Linked DNA regions of Homo sapiens: region 2 is linked to region 1. Evidence: chromatin contacts called from ENCODE Hi-C or POLR2A ChIA-PET data. All regions are on one chromosome and are shown on one strand. Each heading gives the region's core, a stretch centred on a gene start or an enhancer-like site at or near the end of the contact. The rest is flanking DNA. Distances are from core to core; before and after follow the strand shown.

The links. A loop is a pair of places that touch in the nucleus more often than their neighbours do. ChIA-PET counts read pairs that join two places held with the same protein, here RNA polymerase II (POLR2A). Pooled maps may share reads with other maps.
Region 2: a map of CD8-positive, alpha-beta T cell shows a loop between it and region 1 (10-fold over the local background). The contact joins the promoter of MED23 here to the promoter of HDDC2 in region 1. A Hi-C loop is called at or near these places in 1 of 168 maps with a recorded cell type or tissue (CD8-positive, alpha-beta T cell) and 7 of 50 pooled maps. POLR2A ChIA-PET finds 5 or more read pairs at or near these places in 3 of 52 experiments (CD4-positive, alpha-beta T cell and WTC11).

Annotation. Positions count from the first base shown.
Region 1 is chr6:125,300,559-125,305,084 of GRCh38, forward strand. It overlaps HDDC2 (HD domain containing 2), which reads right to left and starts at 1,409. Exons shown (of 6, transcript NM_016063.3): 1 at 1,291-1,409; 2 at 1-101. The coding sequence starts at 1,374. RefSeq lists a silencer at 1,099-1,438 and a cis regulatory region at 2,932-3,112.
Region 2 is chr6:131,624,624-131,629,841 of GRCh38, forward strand. It overlaps MED23 (mediator complex subunit 23), which reads right to left and starts at 3,619. Exons shown (of 29, transcript NM_004830.4): 1 at 3,388-3,619; 2 at 3,018-3,049; 3 at 2,773-2,860; 4 at 242-366. The coding sequence starts at 3,426. RefSeq lists enhancers at 3,259-3,308, 3,439-3,608.

The sequences.
Region 1 (4,526 bases), core at 159-2,658:
TCTTTGATCACCATAGCCATAACTGCCATCCGGTACATGTGATCTGAAACGCTCTCCGGCCTCTGGACATTTCTGTATACCCAGCCAGTTCGTGGGACTCTCTGATAAATATGAAGAAGAAAAAGAAGTTTTAAAGAACAAATATTAACTATCTGCTATGCTCTTCAAGAGATGTCCAGGATATAACACACAGAAGCCGGGTCATAATTTCAGAACCTATTACAAAATGTTTTGCTAAACTAGCTAAAATGATAGACATCTGGAATCAAATGAACTAGAGAGCTCAGAGAATGAAAGGGGTAGAAGACAGAGAGAGATAAGTCACAAAGTCCATTCGTCAAATTATTCTGTTACTGATGTATAATTATGGAACATATGCAAGTCCTTTAAACAAAAACAAAACTGCATTTTTCCGAACAAGAGTTGCGGCTTTTTGCCTTCAAATAATCCTACACAAGCAGAAAACACTGTATTGAAGGGTCTGAACGTGAACGAGTGATAGGCTTCCAAATTCTGAGGCACAAGGGATAAGGGCACTTCTAATTGCTTGATGCTACCAGCCGTGACTCTTCCTTTTATTCACATCATAACTTCATCTTGTGAAACTGCATTTCTTCCTCAGAATTCTACATCTCTAAGGAATGTTATAAATAGTAGTCAGAGTGGCATGAAACGGATAATTTACTTTGAACTTGGGAGAGAGACGGGGAAGACGCACATGATGAAACTCGTGTGTATTACATTAAATCCCGTTTGGGGGGTGGCCGGGAGAAAAGTCTTGTTTCTGGAAGTAACTGTGAGACAGACATAAAAAGCTCCACTTAAAATCTGAGGAGCCGACAGATTCTGTTCTTCCCACCCGTGCTCAGAAGCAGCCGCGCTTTACACACACACACACACACACACGAGTTCTGGGGTCGTGAGCACACACACACACACACACACACACGAGTTCTGGGGTCGTGAGCCCCGGAAAAGCTCAGTGCAGGCAGGGCCAGGCCGGCTGCTCTCCGGGAACTGGCGCGGCTGCAGTGCGGACCTCGCGGCGCCAGGCTCTAGGCTCAGACTCCGGGCCGCCCCAGCTGGCCAGCCTGTCCCGCCGGCTGCTTCCTCCGTCCACCGTCGGCAACGCGCGGCCGCATCCGCAGGACTGGGGCCTTTCCGGAATTCGGCGTGGCGGACGCGGCGCAGGAAGGGCAAAGACCGCCGGCCGAGCGGGGAGGCCGGAAGCTCCGCCGCCCCACAGTCCCGCCCGCTCGGCCGCGGCCTCCCGGCCTGGTGCCCGCTCACCTTGAGCTGCCCTACCAGCCGCAGGAACTGCAGTAGGGACCGAGCCCCGTGGCCCGAGAAGGTCGCAGAGGAGACCGAAGCCATGCGGCCACCGACCCCGGCTGGGCGGAGCAGGCCGCGGCGAAGCTCCTCCCCGTCCTCCTCCTCCTCCCCTTCCCCTTGTCTTTCTTCCCCCTCCTCTTACTCTTCTATCTCTTTCTCCTCCCCCTCTTCTTCTTCCTTCTGCCCCTCTTCCTGCTCCCCCTCTTCCTCCTCCCCTTCCAACTCCTCCTCCTCCTCCCCCACTTCCGCTTTCTCCTCTTCCTCTTCCTCCTGCCCCTCTTCCTCTCTCCCCCTCCTCTTCCTCCTCCTCCTGTTCTTATTCCTCCTCCCCCTCCTCCTCCTGTTCTTATTCCTCCTCCCCCTCCTCCATATTCTCACGGTTTTCTCAGGACCTTCTGTCCAGCCTTCGCCTTCTTGGCCTTGGTGTCCGCTGCTTGGGCATTGCTCCGTCAGTGGCAGACACCTTGCTTGGCACATACTTGACACTCAGTACTCTTTATGAAAAATAAAGCTCTCCTTTCTAAATTTATGAACCTCGTTATTCTTCAGTTGACAGTGTAAAACCATGAAACTGGATGAGGTCACCTGGCAAGAGGGTGTGAATGAAGAAGAAAAGACACCCAAGACCTGAACCCCAACATTTAGGCTTTGTGAGATCAAGAGGGAACAGCCAGTGAGGTAGGAAGAGGATTAGTAGGTAGGATAGTTGTGTCCTGGAAGCCATGTACAAAAATATTTCAAGAAGGAAGGAATATGGTCAACCAAGTCAATGTGAGGACCAAGGTTTGACTTCCAGACTTAGTAAATTCAATATTATTGGTTACCCTGACAAAAGCAGTTTTCAGTGTAGTGGGCCAAGCAGAACCTAGTGAGATAATTCCGAAGAGAATAGGAGCAAGTATTACAGCACATTGGAGATGGGGTTGGGGTGCTGTTAACTAGTGGAGAGATTGTTTCAAAACAGGAGATATTATGTATGTTTACTGATGAAGGGGATCTAGTAGAAAGGGAAACATTGATTATGTAAGAGACAAAGAAGAGAAATATTTGAATGTCGGCCTTGAGTAAGGAAAAATATTCCCATCTGGTGTACAAGATAAAAGATGGGCTTTAGATAGGAATATGGAGAATTCATTCAAATATTGGAGGAGGACAGAGTATAGGGTGACTAATCAGTCGCACATGTGGTCATGGGAGGTTGTAGAAGTTCTCTTCTGATTGCTTCTATTTTCTCACCAAATTAGGAAGCAAAGTATAGGCTGGGATGTTATAATAACAAACAACCTCCTTATTTCCTGTATCTCAGCAGTTTAACACATCAAAGGTTTATTTCTCTCTCATGCTAAGTGTCTATTGTAGATCAGCTAGAGGATGCTGCTTGCTCTAACCTTACTCAGGGAGCTAGGAGGCTTTCTTTGCTCTCTTTTGCCAAAATTGGAAAAAAGAAAAGTGGCACTCTGGCTCTTAAAGCCTGTCTCTGGAAGTGATATATGACCTTTTGTCTACGTATCATTGGTGAAATAAGTAACACTGCCACGTCTAACTTCAAAGGGGGCCTGTGGAGTGCAATCTTGCTAGGCCTCTGGGAAGAAAGGAGGCTAGAATGTTTGTGAATAGAGGAGGAGGCATTTGAGGTTTAAGGAGTGATATAGTTTGGCTCTGTGACCCCACCCAAATATCATGTCAAACTGTAATCCTCAAAGTTGGAGGAGGGGCCTGGTGGGAGGTGATTGGATCATGGTGGCAGACTTCCCCCTTGCAGTTCTTGTGATAGTGAGTGAGTTCTCATGGGATCTGGTTAATGGTGTGTAGCACTTCCCCCCTTTGCTCTCTTTCTCTTCTGCTCTGCCAGGTGAAGACGATGCCTGCTTCCCCTTCACCTTCTACCATGATTGTGAGTTTCTGCAGCCATGCTTCCTGTACAGCCAATGAAATACCTTTTCTTTATAAATTACCTAGTCTTAAGTAGTTCTTTATAGCAATGCAAGAATGGACTAATACAAGGAGAAAGAAGGCATGAAATAATTTTTTTGAAGACTGGTTCAGCAACAAGATTAAATATGACTAAGAACCAAATAAATGCCAAGGACATTGGGGCTTGTATTAAACGTGGTTAGGATAATGACCTGGAAGCCATTTTTATGATGGTAAGTGGTGCTAAATAAAGGAAATATCAAGCCAGGTGTGGTTTGTGCCTTTATCCCAGCTACTTGGGAGGCTTAGATGGGAGGATCACTTGAGCCCAGAAGTTTGAAGCTGCAGTGAGTTATGATCACTCCAGCTTGGGAAACAGAACCTGTCTCTAAAAAATTAAAAATTAAAAAATGGAGGGATCAAGGTTTAAAAAGAAGGATCAAGAATCAGAGGCAAAGTCAGACAGTCCACTGGAGGAACACGAAAGCAAATGACCAAAAAGATCCAGGAGAATAAGGAAGATGAGGATGTTGGATTTGCTGAAGGATGTAGTAAGGGGCTTTCAAGAGATAGGTGCCATGAAGCAATGGGGCTGCAAGCTAGCTGGTGAATGTGCAGTGTAACCCTTACGGTTCCTTCTGAGCAGCCTTGTCTTCTTTTGCCAACAATGCATTGATTTCCTTTGAGCTCCTCCTGATTCATGCAGGCTTGATTTAGTTTCCATGGGTATTTCTGTCTGTATTTGCAACTTTCTTTGCAAAATACACGTGAGTTATCTTAACTTTGTGTAGTGAGCTGTAAAGAATTTCTCCAGTTTCCTAAGTGATCAGAAGTTGGAAGACGTCAAGTTGCTGAAAAATTATGAATTGAGTATAAATAGTTTTTGAGGGACACTATTTAAAGATGATATGGATTTTTGGAGGGGACATTACTATCTAAAAGTAAATTGTTACTGTGAAAACTCAAAATATAGTGCCGACTTCTTGCTTTTGTAAACTGAAGATGTTCATCAGGGTTCGTAACAAGGTTTATTCCTACTATATCATTAAAGACCAAGATGTTTGACTCTAGAAGGTGGAATAGTAGCCTCTTAAGGATATCTAATTTTTCCAGAGCTTGCAAATATTTCTATATTACATGGCAAAGGAGAATGGTAGCAAATGGAATTAACTTTGCTAATCAGCTGAACTTTAAATAGGGAGATTATCCTGGATTATCCCAATGAGTGAGATGTAATCTCAAGGGTTCTTAAAGATGGAAAAGGGAAGGAGAAGAGTGAA
Region 2 (5,218 bases), core at 2,369-4,868, 6.3 Mb after region 1:
TAATTAAAGTGATTAATTTCAGCCCCTGGGCAGAAACATCTGGTTTTGAGCCCACAAGCATTACCTAATTCAAAGACTATTACTCCTAGAAACTAAAACCTGAGGTATTATATAAAGGATTACTTGATAAACCTCACCTTCTTCTTCATTCTCTTACCTTTTTACAACAACAACCTCAACCAATTTCCAATCACATATAGAAAAGAAAATTCTTCAGATTGCTCATACCCATTAAACGTACCTGGGTGGAAGGAGACCAGTCTCAACTGCCATTGCTAAGCAGTCATAAAGAAAAGAAATTCTTTTAGGACTATGCTGACCATGAATAAACTTAACAATCCACTGGATACACTGTTCATGAGACTCCTGGAAAATGAGAGAATGATTTTACTTGGGGTCTAAAGTTACATTTTTATAACCAATAGCTAATACTACAACTGGAAGTATACCAATACTATGAAAGAAATACTTCACTATGAGCATCTGTGGATGAAAATAATTTTTAAAAAAAGCAAAATTAAAAAATTCAGATTTAGTATTTGTCACATTAAGCTTAACATTTTGTAATTACATAGATAAAATGCTACCATTTTTATTACATGGGAACTTCAAAAGTAGTAATTAATTAGTTAACATATTAACGGTCAATAGAAAACTCTTAACACAGATTGTTGTAAGGCATTGTAAACAGTGCCCTTTATGGCATATATAAATATTACTGTCACTGGGGGTAAAATTCATTATGGATCAGTATGTATCAGGCTTAGGAGAATTAGGTGTGAATCCAATCCCTAAGATCCCAAACAAGAGCCCATTATGAATCCAATGACATGTCACATTTCTAGACTGGCAAAACTTTAAATACGATGTCAAAATGTTGTGCCCGTATCAAAGTTTGTCTTCTAGGATTATCTCCAAAAAGAGCCTATAATGTTCTGCTTCTCTCCACAACCACTGTTCTCATACATACTTCTATTGTGGCACATATAACAATGATTTGGAAATACCTATTTTCTTCCTGGTCTCTCCATTAGAGGGCCACATCATAATTCATAAAGTGTTTAATGAATTTTTTTTTAAATTTTGGAAAGATATTCAACATCACTGAGAGAAATGCAAAATAAAATTATACTGAGATAAAATTTCTCATGTTTTTGATTGGCAAAGATCAAAAAGCTTAACACTCTATTGTGAGGTTATAAGAAAAAGATACTCTCAGCCGGGCGCGGTGGCTCATGCCTGTAATCCCAGCACTTTGGGAGGCCGAGGTGGGCAGATCATGAGGTCGGGAGATCGAGACCAACCTGGCTAACACGATGAAACCCCGTCTCTACTAAAAATACAAAAAATGAGCCGGGCGTGATAGCAGGTGCCTGTAGTCCCAGCTACTCGGGAGGCTGAGGCAGGAGAACGGCGTGAACCCGAGAGGCAGAGGTTGCAGTGAGCCAAGATCACGCCACTGCACTCTAGCCTGGGCGACAGAGTGAGACTCTGTCTCCAAAAAAAAAAAAAAAAAAGAAAAGAAAAAGATAATCTCAAACACTGCTGGTGGAAGCATAAACTAGTATAACCCTTATGGAAAATTTAATAATTTCTATAAAAATTACAAACTGATAAGGCTTTTGACTCAGCAATACTATTTCTAGGAATTTATCCTATTTTTCATGCATAATATTATTCATCACAGCATTGGTTAAATTAGAAAAAGTAAGAAGAAACTTAGAAGACAGTAGAAGATTGGTTAAAAGGAGGAAGGTACAGCCATACAATGGAATATTATGCTGCTATTTAAAAAAAAAAGTAAGAAAGGAAGGAACAAGTAACGCTTGGACTGATAGGGAATTACCTGTAGATTATTATTAGGAGAAAAAAAGTGCTAATTAATGAACAGTGTACATGGTATATGATCATGCTATAAAAGTGTTTCTATATGCATAAAATACTTCTAGAAGAAAACATAACCTGAGGATATTGGCTACAGACAGAAAAAATAACAGGTAAGAGAAGAGAAAGAGACTAGTTATTGGATCCACCCTTTTATACCTGTGCATTTTGAACCATATAAATGTATTACCTATTAGAAAACAACTAAACAAAAAGGTTAAAACATGACTGTATTGGCATTATATGATCCATGTCTGAGTGGCAAATCTTATCACCAGTGGCTGACACGCAAACAGTTCTCATTTCCCTACCTATAGTGTACCATGAGAAGGTAAGGCACTACTGCAATGTGAGCTCTTCGAGGATGACACATTTTTGTCTTTTTCACGGATACATTTTCTGGTAGCTGTTCTTTGTTACTTTTACAGTTTGTCTCCTCATTTTTACTATAATATTTTCCTATCCTTATTATAGAATCTTGGTATTCCTATTGTAGCATCTTTGTATCAATGCTGTGCCAATTCCTTTATTTAGCAGAAAAATGGAATTTGTATCCTTGACAAGTAAAGCTTAACATATCTGTTTTCAAGTGTACCAAATAAATCCGAATAGGATGAAAATGATCTCAATTAATCTAACATAGGGGAGGTTTTTTTTTTTAAACATCTCACACTGTGCAGTATCAACTTGACTTCTCAACACAGGTTTTCCACTGAAATATACAAATTAAAACAAATGGAAGCCAGAATAAAAAATGATAACAATTTTATTTCTCCCTTCTCAGGAAGATCTTAAGAGCAGCATGAAAGTAAATGTTAAAAGAAAAAAAAAAAAAAAAAGAAGAGGCCAAAAATCATCAGCTGAATGTATTAAAAATGAAGCGCTCACCTGAGAAAGACCACCCCAAAACTGTCTGAAGGCCCCCAAACAGCTAATTAGTTTTGTTTTCTCATCTTCAGGAGTATCCATAAACATGCTAAAAAAATAAAAATTACATTATTTGTCATTCGTTTTAAAAAGGTAATTACACACAATCAGAATAGTGGATCTTATAACCTTCCAACACGAAACTAAGTAAAATCTGACAGACACAATCACATAAAAACACAAAACTCTGCCACGCATACACTCACCCAGGAAAAGCCTCTTCTATAACTTCCGTTTTCTGTAAAAAAAAAAAAAACAAAATGTAAACAATGTTAATTTTAAAAAGGCGCCTCCCTTAGCCAAGTATTACAATGTAACACAGGGCAAGTCACCTTAATCAGCTCTGAAACTATCAATACCTGTCTGGCCTGTCACTGTATCGATTTCAAAGGATACAATGAACTTGACAGCAGTTTGAGAATCACTAAACTTCCCCGCATACAACCTCGGTGTCAAAACAAGGGAATAAAAAGGGAGGCGTGAGAGGAGGTTGCCCAGGCCAGTTTCCTTGGTCGGCTGCCCCCGCGTCTCCCCGTCCCCAAGCCGTAGTCCTGGATGGCCGGCAGCTGCACTCACCACCACCTCTTCGAAAATGCTCTGCAGTTGCGTCTCCATCTGTACTATCACCCCCGCCTTTCCAGGGTGCCCGGCAAGGCCCGGATCAGACTCGAGCTCTGGGAATATAGGGGCAGAGGGGCGGAGACCTCTGGAGGAAACCGTAGCTCCTCGGCGTCGCTTCCTCCCCCAGCGCTTTACCTGGAGCGTTCCCTCCCGAGCCCAGCCAACAGCAGGAACCTGTACGGAAGACGGGAAGGGCCCGGTACGCGCCGTTTGCAAACCCCGCAGAAACCAGCGGCGCCACCAGAAGGTTCCGTCTGTGGAGAAGGGCGGCCCGCAAGCCGGACGAGAGCGCCCCCAAACGGAACCTTGAGCCCAAGGACCCCGGAGGCATCGTCGACCGCAGGCCGCCACCTCCCGGCTGGAGAAGGAGTTGCTTCCTGTTCGGGGCTAACCCGCTTGCAGACTGAGAAATGAAAAGTTTGGAACCCAGAAGCTGCAGCCTGCGGAAAATGCTGGAGCCGCAGCCGACACCAAGTTGATGTCTGTGAGCAGCTGACCTTCTGGACCTCCATCAGCGGCCTGCAGCCAGGAGCTGAAGCCACAGAGACGGTGTCTTCTCAGCTATGATAACCTCAGTGCAAATGTAATTGATTGACTTTTGAATGCCAAACCAATTTTGCTTCTATGGTATAAATGCTACTTGGTCATAATATATTATCCTTTTTAATATATTGCTAGATTCTATTTGCTATTATATTGTTGAGAGTATGTGTTTTTCTTCATATGCCACCATCATCACCAACCCCTAAAACATCTGTTATGTCTTGAATGATCAGCTTTCTTTGCCTCATAAAGAAAATTGTTGATGAGAGTCATAGACATCCAAAGGCCTTTCACTTCTTTGACGGTTGTGAAATGCCACAAACTGCTAAGCATGAACTACTCCTTTGTAGCTGCTAAGTGATGAGCTGATGACTCCCCATTCATGGTTTTGTTATACAAGTGTCTGACCTGGCATAAATTTAGTTTTCTAACAACTTTAATATGCACATGCAACCATGTTGTCCACACAATAGCTACTAAAAGCTGAAAAGAAATAATTCAGATTTCCTGCTGGAGAAAAACTTGAAAAGTTAGGCTTAGGGTATTGTTTGCTAGGGTTGCCATAACAAAATACCACAGACTGGGTGGCTTAAACAACAGAAATTTCTTTTCTTGTAATTCTGGAGGCTGGAAGTCTGAGGTTGAGGTTGATAGGGTTAGTTTCTATAGAGGCCTCTGTCCTTGGCTTGTAGATGACCTTCTTCTCCTTGTGTCTTCACATGGTCTTCCCTTTGTACATGTCTGTGTCGTAATTTTCTCTTCCTAGAAGGACATCAGTCAGGTTAGGGCCCATGTATCTACTCTAAAGAGCTTTAGCTTAGTTGAAGACATAGACATTTTAAACCATAATAGAGTGTGATATGTGCAATACTAGTGATGCTAATAAAGTGCCAGGGAGAAAAGGAGGAAATACAAATTTTTCTACAGAAAGGAATTTAGAAAGATACCTAGGGGAGTTTGCTTAGATTGCTGTGAACAGCATACTATAAACTGGGGGGTAATTTGAGTCTGAGCAAACTGAAAGCTGAGAATTCAGGCTTCTTGTTCCATCCTTGTCCTATCAGGATTTAGAGTGGGGGACTAAAGAGCCAACTGGAAACTCTGAGCAGCTGGGCAGGGCTTATCAACTTTGAGCATCTTTATAGTGTGTTCTGGGGACATTGTTTCTTGGAGAATCCCCAAAGTTGGTATCATCAGGTCTTTCCCCTTAGGCTGGTCTGAATCACCAAGGAAGATACATCTA